Regions from separate parts of the Homo sapiens genome. Here regions 1 and 2 are each linked to region 3. Evidence: chromatin contacts called from ENCODE Hi-C or POLR2A ChIA-PET data. All regions are on one chromosome and are shown on one strand. The core of a region is the stretch at or near the end of the contact, and the rest is flanking DNA. Distances in the headings are between cores, read along the strand shown.

Region 1 (3,198 bases), core at 466-2,965, 220 kb after region 3:
TGGCCCTCCAACAACTGACAGAGACCGAGACAGAGACGGAGACAGGAGGCAACCACCTCCCGGTCATGTGGTGGGTCCCTCCTTTGCTGAAAAAACAGTTTGCAGACATTTCCCATGCAATGGATAGACAGAGCCCAGCCCATGCTGTTAATACTTTAGCACTCATGAGCCCCAGCATATGCAGCTCCTAGAGTTTGCCCCGCTCCTTCCCACCTTCCTGCTTGTGTTCAGGCTGTTTCTCCTGCCCGGGAGCCCTCCCCGACTCCCCTTTCCCCCTATCCCCTTCTTCCTCTTTTATCCGTAGAAATCGGTTGACTTGGGTCTTTCCGGATCACCGGTACTGTCATTTCATGCAGGATCTACAGGATAAATGAGTTCAGTCCTGGCGTGCATCAGGAGGCTACGCCCCAATAGAGGGGACACCCCCTAACCCGCTGTGCCCCATTTGCTAGCCCCTTACTCCTCCCCTCTTCTCCAGCCTCAAGCCTTTTCGTCTGCTCAGGGGTCTTGGGGTGGTTGGATTCTATTGAACCCGGAATATTGTACGTTCTATTGTACAATAGTGTATATTCTATTGTACATTCTATTGTACAATAGTGTATATTCTATTGTACATTCTATTGTACAATAGTGTATATTCTATTGTACATTCTATTGTACAATAGTGTATATTCTATTGTACATTCTATTGTACAATAGTGTATATTCTATTGTACATTCTATTGTACAAGTGTATATTCTATTGTACATTCTATTGTACAATAGTGTATATTCTATTGTACATTCTATTGTACAATAGTGTATATTCTATTGTACATTCTATTGTACAATAGTGTATATTCTATTGTACAATTTATCTCAGACAGTTCTCTGTTTTAAGAACCGGGATCAGAGTTCATAGTGAAAAGAGGGGCCGAAGGGGCTTCTTCCTGTCCGGTAACTTCCTCCAAGTGTTCGAGCCTCGACCTTCCCTTTCCGTTGTCAAGCTTGGGCCACTCCGCACCTCTTCCCTTAATCTTCACCTAGAGACCTAAGCTGGGGGTTGGGAAGGGTAGGGGCGGCGGGACTTGGAAGAGCCAGTTTGCAGCCAGCCGGTCGCCTCTCGGGTCCAAACCCGAGGCTGGCCCACGGCGAGTACCCGGGTGGGGCCCTAAACCACAGGAGGGGCCACCTCCAAAAGAAAAGAGAAAACACTCTTGTTTGGGAACAAAAGTGTGTGTGTGGGGTGTGTGTGTGTGTGTGTGTGTGTGTGTGTCTGTTTATTTAAAAACAAAACCACGTTAAAAGAGCTGCCCCTCCCCCACAGGCCCGACCACCCGCCGGGAGTTTGCCAGGAAGAGGGGCAATTCTGAATGGGAGTCGCCAACGCCCCACTGAGTGAAGCCTGTCTCGGAACCGCTCGCCCAGACCCTGGAGGCTCCAGACAGCCAGCTCCCGGACCCCGCGCGCAAACGCTGCGGCGAAGGAGGGGACCCGGGTACCGCCAGAGCCCCGCAGCGGCAGCAGCAGCGCGGACTCCCCGGTCGCTGCCTCTCCCAGCCCGGCGGCCTGGGCCGTCAATCAAGCTGGCCCTGCCCCGCCCTCGGGCTGCAGGGGGCGGCCAATCAGAGCTAAGCTCCGCAGCGATGAGCTCAGCCGGCTGGTTTCCCATTGGACGGCTATATTAAGAAAGTGGCCGGACTCTTTAAATAGCGGGCGCTAGGGCCGCAGCCCTCATCTGCCACCGCAGTCTGGTTGGAGCTGTTGTCTTGTATGCTCAGCGAGGCCCGGAGAGACCCGGGAGAGAGCTAGGCCGAGTCCACCGCCCGAGTCTGCTGCCCGAGCCCGCGTTACGCACAAAGCCGCCGATCCCCGGCCTGGGGTGAGCAGAGCGACCACCGCCCGGGAGCAGCGCGGCGAGACGCACGGTGCGCCCTATGCCCCCGCGCCCCCACCGCCCCCGCCGCGGCAGCCGAAGCGCAGCGAGAGAACGCGCCACCGCGGGGCCCGGGTGCAGCTAGCGACCCTCTCGCCACCTGCGCGCAGCCCGAGGTGAGCAGTGAGCGGCGAGCGGGAGGGCAGCGAGGCGTTCGCGGGCCCCCTCCTGCTGCCCGGGCCCGGCCCGCTCATGGCGGCCATCCGCAAGAAGCTGGTGGTGGTGGGCGACGGCGCGTGTGGCAAGACGTGCCTGCTGATCGTGTTCAGTAAGGACGAGTTCCCCGAGGTGTACGTGCCCACCGTCTTCGAGAACTATGTGGCCGACATTGAGGTGGACGGCAAGCAGGTGGAGCTGGCGCTGTGGGACACGGCGGGCCAGGAGGACTACGACCGCCTGCGGCCGCTCTCCTACCCGGACACCGACGTCATTCTCATGTGCTTCTCGGTGGACAGCCCGGACTCGCTGGAGAACATCCCCGAGAAGTGGGTCCCCGAGGTGAAGCACTTCTGTCCCAATGTGCCCATCATCCTGGTGGCCAACAAAAAAGACCTGCGCAGCGACGAGCATGTCCGCACAGAGCTGGCCCGCATGAAGCAGGAACCCGTGCGCACGGATGACGGCCGCGCCATGGCCGTGCGCATCCAAGCCTACGACTACCTCGAGTGCTCTGCCAAGACCAAGGAAGGCGTGCGCGAGGTCTTCGAGACGGCCACGCGCGCCGCGCTGCAGAAGCGCTACGGCTCCCAGAACGGCTGCATCAACTGCTGCAAGGTGCTATGAGGGCCGCGCCCGTCGCGCCTGCCCCTGCCGGCACGGCTCCCCCTCCTGGACCAGTCCCCCGCGAGCCCGGAGAAGGGGAGACCCGTGTCCCACAAGGACCCCACCGGCCTGCCTGGCATCTGTCTGCTGACGCCTCTGGCTTGCGCCAGGACTTGGCGTGGGCACCGGGCGCCCCCATCCCAGTGTCTGTGTGCGTCCAGCTGTGTTGCACAGGCCTGGGCTCCCCACTGAGTGCCAAGGGTCCCCTGAGCATGCTTTTCTGAAGAGCCGGGCCTCAGAGTGTGTGGCTGTGTGTCTGTTCGACTCCCCTCGCCCCATTTTCACCCCACCCCCGCCTCTGATCCCCGGGGGCGAGATTGGCGCGGGAGTGTGGCCGCGCCCCATCAGATGTTCGCCCTTCACCAGCGGGAGCTTGATATCCCTTGTCTGTAACATAGACCCCGGGTACTGCGGGAGGGGAGGGCTGCTGGGGAGGATGGGGGGATGTTATATAAATATAG
Region 2 (2,814 bases), core at 74-2,573, 200 kb after region 3:
GTGAGACTTCTCTGTGGCGATAGGTGAGTTTGCCAAATCTGGAGCTCGAGAACCAAGTCAAGGCTGTAGCTGCATATTTAGGAGTAAAGGTAGAAATTGAAGTAATGGGAGGGAGTAAGAGTGTTGAAGATGGAAGTTTTTCATGCCAGAAATAAGCTGTTTAAGGAAATGACCAATCTCCTAGAAATCTCCAAGGCCTATGTTAAAACCATCCCTTACCCCTGCAAAGATACCATATGCACGTACCTCTAACATTGCCTGGTTTATGTCATGTGCACCTAACCATTGCCCTAGCAGGTGGGCCTCTGTACAAAGGGAAGTAAATACTTGTTCCTGTAGAACCTCTGGTTTTGGATAATATAAATATTAACTTTGGCCAGGCGCAGTGGCTCACACCTGTAATCCCAGCACTTTGGGAGGCCGAGGCGGGGGGGATCACCTGAGGTCGGAAGTTCGAGACCAGCCTGGCCAATATGGTGAAACCCCCGTCTCTACTAAAAATACAAAAAATTAGCAGGGCGTGGTGGCAGGTGCCTGTAATCCCAGCTGCCTGGGAGACTGAGGCAGGAGAATCACTTGAACCCAGGAGGGGGAGGTTGCAGTGAGCCAAGATGGTGCTACTGTACTCCAGCCTGGGCGCGGCAGAGCAAGACTCCATCTCAAAAATAAATGAGTAAATAGATATTAACTTTCTAGTACTTCGGGCACATCTGCTTGTAATGCCCCTGAGGTGACTATGGTAGCAGTCCGTCCCAAGCTTCTTGGCAATGCCAGTGGCTGGCAATGTGTCACATGCCTGGAATGACCAGAGAATAAGTGTCTGATGGTCTGCTCGGTAGTCACTGGAAGCCACCCCCATGAGGTGGTGACAAAAGAGGACTTTGGAAGGCTCTGACAGTGCATTGGAGCTGGGGCTTCTTGGGTATTTTTTTTTTTTTTGAGACGGAGTTTTGCTTTTGTTGTCCAGGCTGGAATGCAATGGCATGATCTCAGTTCACTGCAACCTCTGCCTCCCAGATTCAAGCGATTCTCCTGTCTCAGCCTCCTAAGTTGCTGGGATTACAGGTATGTGCCACCATGCCTGGCTAATTTTATATTTTTAGTGGAGATGGGGTTTCTCCATGTTGGTCAGGCTGATCTTGAACTCCCGACCTCAGGTGATCTGCCTGCCTTGGCCTCCCAAAGTGCTGGGATTACAGGTGTGAACCACCGTGCCTGGCCTGCTTCTTGAGTGTTTTTGTTGTGAGTTTTAATCCCTACAGTGAAAAAGAACAGCTCCCTCTTGTTGGAGTGGCAGGGGTTGGCAATGCTCCCTTGCCTTTAGAGCGGAAGTCCATCCCCATGAGCTGGAGGCAGTGAAAGGTCAACCCCCAAGTCCATGGGTAGTCCCTTGGCAGCTGGGCGGAAACCAGCGAAGAGGCTGATATTTTGGAATGGCCGACGGCTCTATGGGTCCCAGGAAGATGAGCTAATTTGCTCACAGCGGGGCCACCAGGTCTGCTGCTTGCCTCGGTGGCTTCAGATGCTCTTTGAGCAGGCTGTGGCTCCCAGAGCTGAATAGGAGTGTAGGACTCACTCCCTTGGATGGACTCACAGAGACTGAAGTGCAAGCCAGGTGCCATATGACGAATTCCCAGAGAAGTGGAGCTGCCCAAGGGAGGGCACATGCGCTCGGCCTCAGCGGCATTAGTATGCCTTGATGGGCTCCTCAGCTGTCCGTTTCTGTCCATAACCTGGACGTCAGTGTGACTCCTCTCCCCCACCTCCCTGTCTCCCTCCCTTCCTCCTTCCCTCACTTATCCCCCTCTCCCATCTCTCCATCCATCCTCCCCCTCCACCATCCCCAGGCCCAGTGGAGGGTGACAGCTCACAGCCTGGGTCCTCCGTATCCATGCTGTGTTCTTTGTGCCCCGCCCTCCATCCGGGAGCAGCACTAGAAGGAAGGTCCTCAGCTCTTTAGGGACATTCCTGTCCTGGAGCCAAGGCCAGCACTGGCAGGGGTCCACGAACCTTGGCTGACTAGTCCTGTGGTCAGCCTTACCCTGTGGAGGCACAGAGCCAGAGGCCCTTGCTTCTGACTGGCTGCATTCCCATTGCACATGTGGGAATTGGGAAAGGCCGGGGACCTGCTCAGGCTCGCCTGGATGGCACTTCCCCAGCTCTCTGATGGGTTGTGGGGACACGGCACTTCTGGTCCAGGGAAGTGGCCCAGGACTTCCCATATCTGGGGCACAATGCTCCCATCCCACACTGGAGAATCAAGATTGCACTGCACGGAGGAATTTTTAAAGAATTTTCCTAATATGGGAGTGAGACCTTGATCCATGATGGCTCCCAGATACTCAGAGGATAGAGCCAGCCCCTTGCTGTCAGCACCAACTTCCATCCTTAGAGCTGCCGCCTCTCCTAACCCCCCACTCAGAGTCCTGGCCCTGAGTCTGGCTTCCCCGGGCTGGGAGCCACGATGATCTCTGAAAACACCATCAGTGCTGGGAACTCAGAGGAGGTTTTGGGTGCTTTAGTTCCATGCATCTGCACCAGAGCTCCCTGGGCCCAGGCCCCACCTGATGGGCCCCATTCTCCCACAACATGGGGTCTTGGTTCTGAACCTGCCCTGGGGCTGGCCCCTGCCCCTAGCTGCCTCTTTCTGGTCCCCAGCCCTGCACAGGAAGGCCATCTGCATACCCGACCTTACCTATCATCCATCGGGAAGCTTTCCGATGCTACATGCTCACTGGTTTAAACTGTTGCTCCCCCCACAGCAGGCATCTCAGCCTCCAGCTGTTTGTCAGCTGCTTCACATGGCTTCCAGCT
Region 3 (2,969 bases), core at 18-2,517:
CGCTGAAGGTGGATGCTGCATCCCACCCAAAGGCCTCTTACAGCCCCGAGCTCCACATCTGCCCCTCTTTTCTCCCAGCTGCACTGGGCGGGCCAAGGGACCCGCCTTCCCTCCGCGCGGCTTCAGCACAAAGCCGAGCCGGGGAGCGGGAGGCCATTCCCGGGTCCCCTCGCGTGGAAGGCGCCTGCGCCTCGGCCGTGCCCGGCACGGGAACGCGCCCTCCGGGGCCAGCTCAACTTCAGCAGCCCAGAAGTTGGGCTCCTCCGGGTCTCCAGCGTTCCGAGGCCAACTTCCCGGAACCTCCCGCTGCCGGGCCGGCTCAGCTCACCTCGAGCCGCCCACGGCAAGCCCGAGGGCCCTGCAGACGCTCGCCCGCGCCCCCCACGCAGCCCTGGCCCGGCTCCCCGGGCCAACGCGGCCGCCTCCCGCTCCCGCGCCGGCCGCGCTGCGCCCAAACTTGCCCTGGCGCAAGGGGCGGGGCGCCCGGGCTCGGCGGCGCTGGGGCGCAAGCCCGCGGGTCTGGTTTGAATTAGGGTCTGCAGGGGGGGCGTTGTGGCCGCGGTCACTGCATCCCCCCGGGTCACCGACGGGGGCCCGGCCGCCGCGGTGGCCGGGGCGAGGAGGGTGGGAACGGGCGACCCCGGGCGCCGCTGTGGGCTGGCGGGCTCCGACAGATGTGGAGACGTTTTACATAATTGAGCGCGGGGCCCCGGCCCCCCACCCTCCCCAGCGCGGGACCGGTGCGGCACCCACCGACAGCGGAGGAAATTGGGGCTGGAGCCCTGGTCTCGGGGCTCACCGTCCCGGGACCCGCTGGGCTAGCGCGGGAAGAAGGGAAGTCTTCGCTCCCCCTCCCCCTCCACGTGCACCCGCCGGCATCCGCGGGTGACCAGTCCCGGCTTCCCGCCGCCTCCCCGCCTGGCCGCCGGCCGCACTCACCGGCAGGGCCGGCTGCAGGCTCAGCGCCAGCGCGCACAGCCAGAGCCAGAGCGCCGCGCGCCTCATGCTGCCCGGACCGGCGGCGGGAGAGCGGCAGGCTGCGCGGGTCGCGGCTGCGGGCCGGCTTCGCGGGTTCCGCTGCTCGATGCTCTCTTGGGCGCCTGCCCAGCGCGCCGCTGTCCCAGGCGAGGGCTGCAGGGTCCGCCGGCTGGAGTCCGCTCTCTACTGCCGGATTCCTCTCCGCTCGGCTCGGATTCGGCCCGCACCTCTCCCGCCGAGCTCCGCCTTATAATAAACCCACAGGCCCTTCCTTAGCCGTTGCAAAAACTGGCCCCCCACCCCCAGCTCCGCCAGGTCTCCCGGCCAGCCCCAGTCCACACCCCCCAGGACCCCGCCCCCCAGCCACCCCTCCCGGCCCCTTCGGAACGCCCCACCCCCGGCCCGCTCCTAAGGTTCTTGCCTGCTTGGCTCCCGCTCCTCCGGTGGCCGAACGTCGCTTTCGGGAGCTGTGGTCCCCGCAAGCCGCGGTTCCCGGCCTTTCAGCTCGGCTGCTCCCTGGGTGGTGGGGCCGAGGCGCACCCCCTTCTGCCCGGGCCCGGAGTGCGGAGGCGCAGCCCGGGAGAGGGGCTGAAGGGGGGCAGGCAGTCCTCGGGCGCGAGTGTGCAGCGCCCTCTGGGCGTGGACGCGGAGCGCGCTCCAGGTGCGCAGGACTCCTAGCTCTCTTGGGGAACGCTTTCTGGGGCAGGGCGGGGACCCGGGGGCGATGGGGCCTTCAACCGACGGGCAAACACACACAGACACACCCCGGCTGTCCTCCAGCTGCGATGCGGCTCGCTGCGCCCCGCCGGCCCAGATTCTCCCGTACGCTCGCGTTCTTCCTGCACTCCACAAAGTGCTGGAGACTTGGGGCCTTAGTTTAAACAGCTGCACCCGCACGGAAGGGCTGCAAGAAAAAGGGGGACGGGGGCGGAGTTCGCAGCGTTTTTCTGTGGAAGACAACGCCCTCTCTCTTCATCTGAGCTAAAAGGAAAAATAAGTAACTTCTTTGTTCCCCGGTGACCTCGGGCACGCGGATCTGAGGAGCACCGTGCAGTTGCTGCTCCTTCGAGATCCCCTGCGAGGCCCTGGGCCTCAGTTCAAAAAGCTGTGGAAGGCCTGCGGGTGTAGGGGAAACGGCCGAGAGAGCAAAGGGGAAGAACCGGACGGGCCCTGCCCACATCTGGCAGGCAGGAGAGATGGTGCCAAACGACCTTCGCACCTGGGCCCTGAGACCAAAGATGGCGTCGTCCTCCCCTGTCTTCCCTAGGCGGAAGGCAAGAACTTGGGTCGGCCTGAGCTGGGGACCAAGAAAATATCGGGAAGTGTCCAGTGTTCCTCTTTAAAAGAATTAAACCTTCCTGGGCCACGCAGGGACTGACCGTGGGACCCTGGACTCTCCTCCACCTTCCACCGTGGAGCAGGCTCTGGAGCCGAGCAGCCTCCTGCGTCCCCATCTCATCCCCCCACTCCTCCTCACAGCACTAAAAGATGATGGCCTGCTTGTACCCCTGCTCCTGAGCACCTGTTTGACCTCAAAGAGCTCTCGCTTTTGGGGTGTCCGTCTCCCCAAGTCTGTCTAGGGGGCAGGAAGACCTTCATCAGGGTTCTTGGGGGCCGATGTGGGCTCGCTGAGTGCCTGAGTGATGGATGGTCTCACAGCACGGCACCACGGAGGTCCAGCCGAGCTCGAGGAGTCCCTGTGGATTAAAAATGCCCTTTTCGAAGGTTCTACCTCTACCAGAGGGTGGCTCCACAGATCCCTTCAACCCAGTATGGTGGAAAAATAGGAATTTTGGAATCTTACCTTTCTCTACTGCTCACAACAGAGGAAACTGGGGTCAGGGAGGATTTGATGGAGTCTTTTCATTTTTTAAAAGTCACTCACGGCCAAGCGCGATGGCTCACGCCTGTAACCCCAGCACTTTGGGAGGCCGAGGCGGGCAGATCACCTGAGGTCAGGAGTTCTCGACCAGCCTGGCTAACACGGTGAA

What was found. Hi-C counts contacts between places; a loop is a spot of excess contacts on that map. ChIA-PET counts read pairs that join two places held with the same protein, here RNA polymerase II (POLR2A). Pooled maps may share reads with other maps.
Region 1: a pooled map shows a loop between it and region 3 (3-fold over the local background). The contact joins the promoter of RHOB here to the promoter of SDC1 in region 3. A Hi-C loop is called at or near these places in 2 of 50 pooled maps. POLR2A ChIA-PET finds 5 or more read pairs at or near these places in 11 of 52 experiments (BJ, Caco-2, H1 and 6 more).
Region 2: a loop to region 3 is called in a pooled map, with 4 times the contacts of the local background. The contact joins the enhancer-like site here to the promoter of SDC1 in region 3. A Hi-C loop is called at or near these places in 1 of 37 single-sample maps with no recorded cell type and 4 of 50 pooled maps. POLR2A ChIA-PET finds 5 or more read pairs at or near these places in 1 of 52 experiments (Caco-2).

What each region holds. Positions count from the first base shown.
Region 1 is chr2:20,445,359-20,448,556 of GRCh38, forward strand. It overlaps RHOB (ras homolog family member B), which reads left to right and starts at 1,716. Exons shown (of 1, transcript NM_004040.4): 1 at 1,716-3,198. The coding sequence starts at 2,108. The coding sequence ends at 2,698. RefSeq lists silencers at 1,425-1,674, 1,925-2,134.
Region 2 is chr2:20,420,133-20,422,946 of GRCh38, forward strand. It overlaps LOC105373465 (a long non-coding RNA gene), which reads right to left. Exons shown (of 5, transcript XR_001739317.2): 2 at 2,696-2,814. Among named protein-coding and RNA genes, the nearest start is that of RHOB, 26 kb to the right of the region's middle. RefSeq lists an enhancer at 2,061-2,574. Within about 2 kb of position 1,324, at least 8 of the 41 ENCODE cell types and tissues checked have a DNase peak (open chromatin) inside an H3K27ac peak, as active enhancers do.
Region 3 is chr2:20,223,863-20,226,831 of GRCh38, forward strand. SDC1 (syndecan 1) reads right to left here and starts at 1,268. Exons shown (of 5, transcript NM_002997.5): 1 at 940-1,268. The coding sequence starts at 1,005. RefSeq lists silencers at 245-704, 725-784, 825-1,244, 1,305-1,684 and enhancers at 1,236-1,915, 1,916-2,595.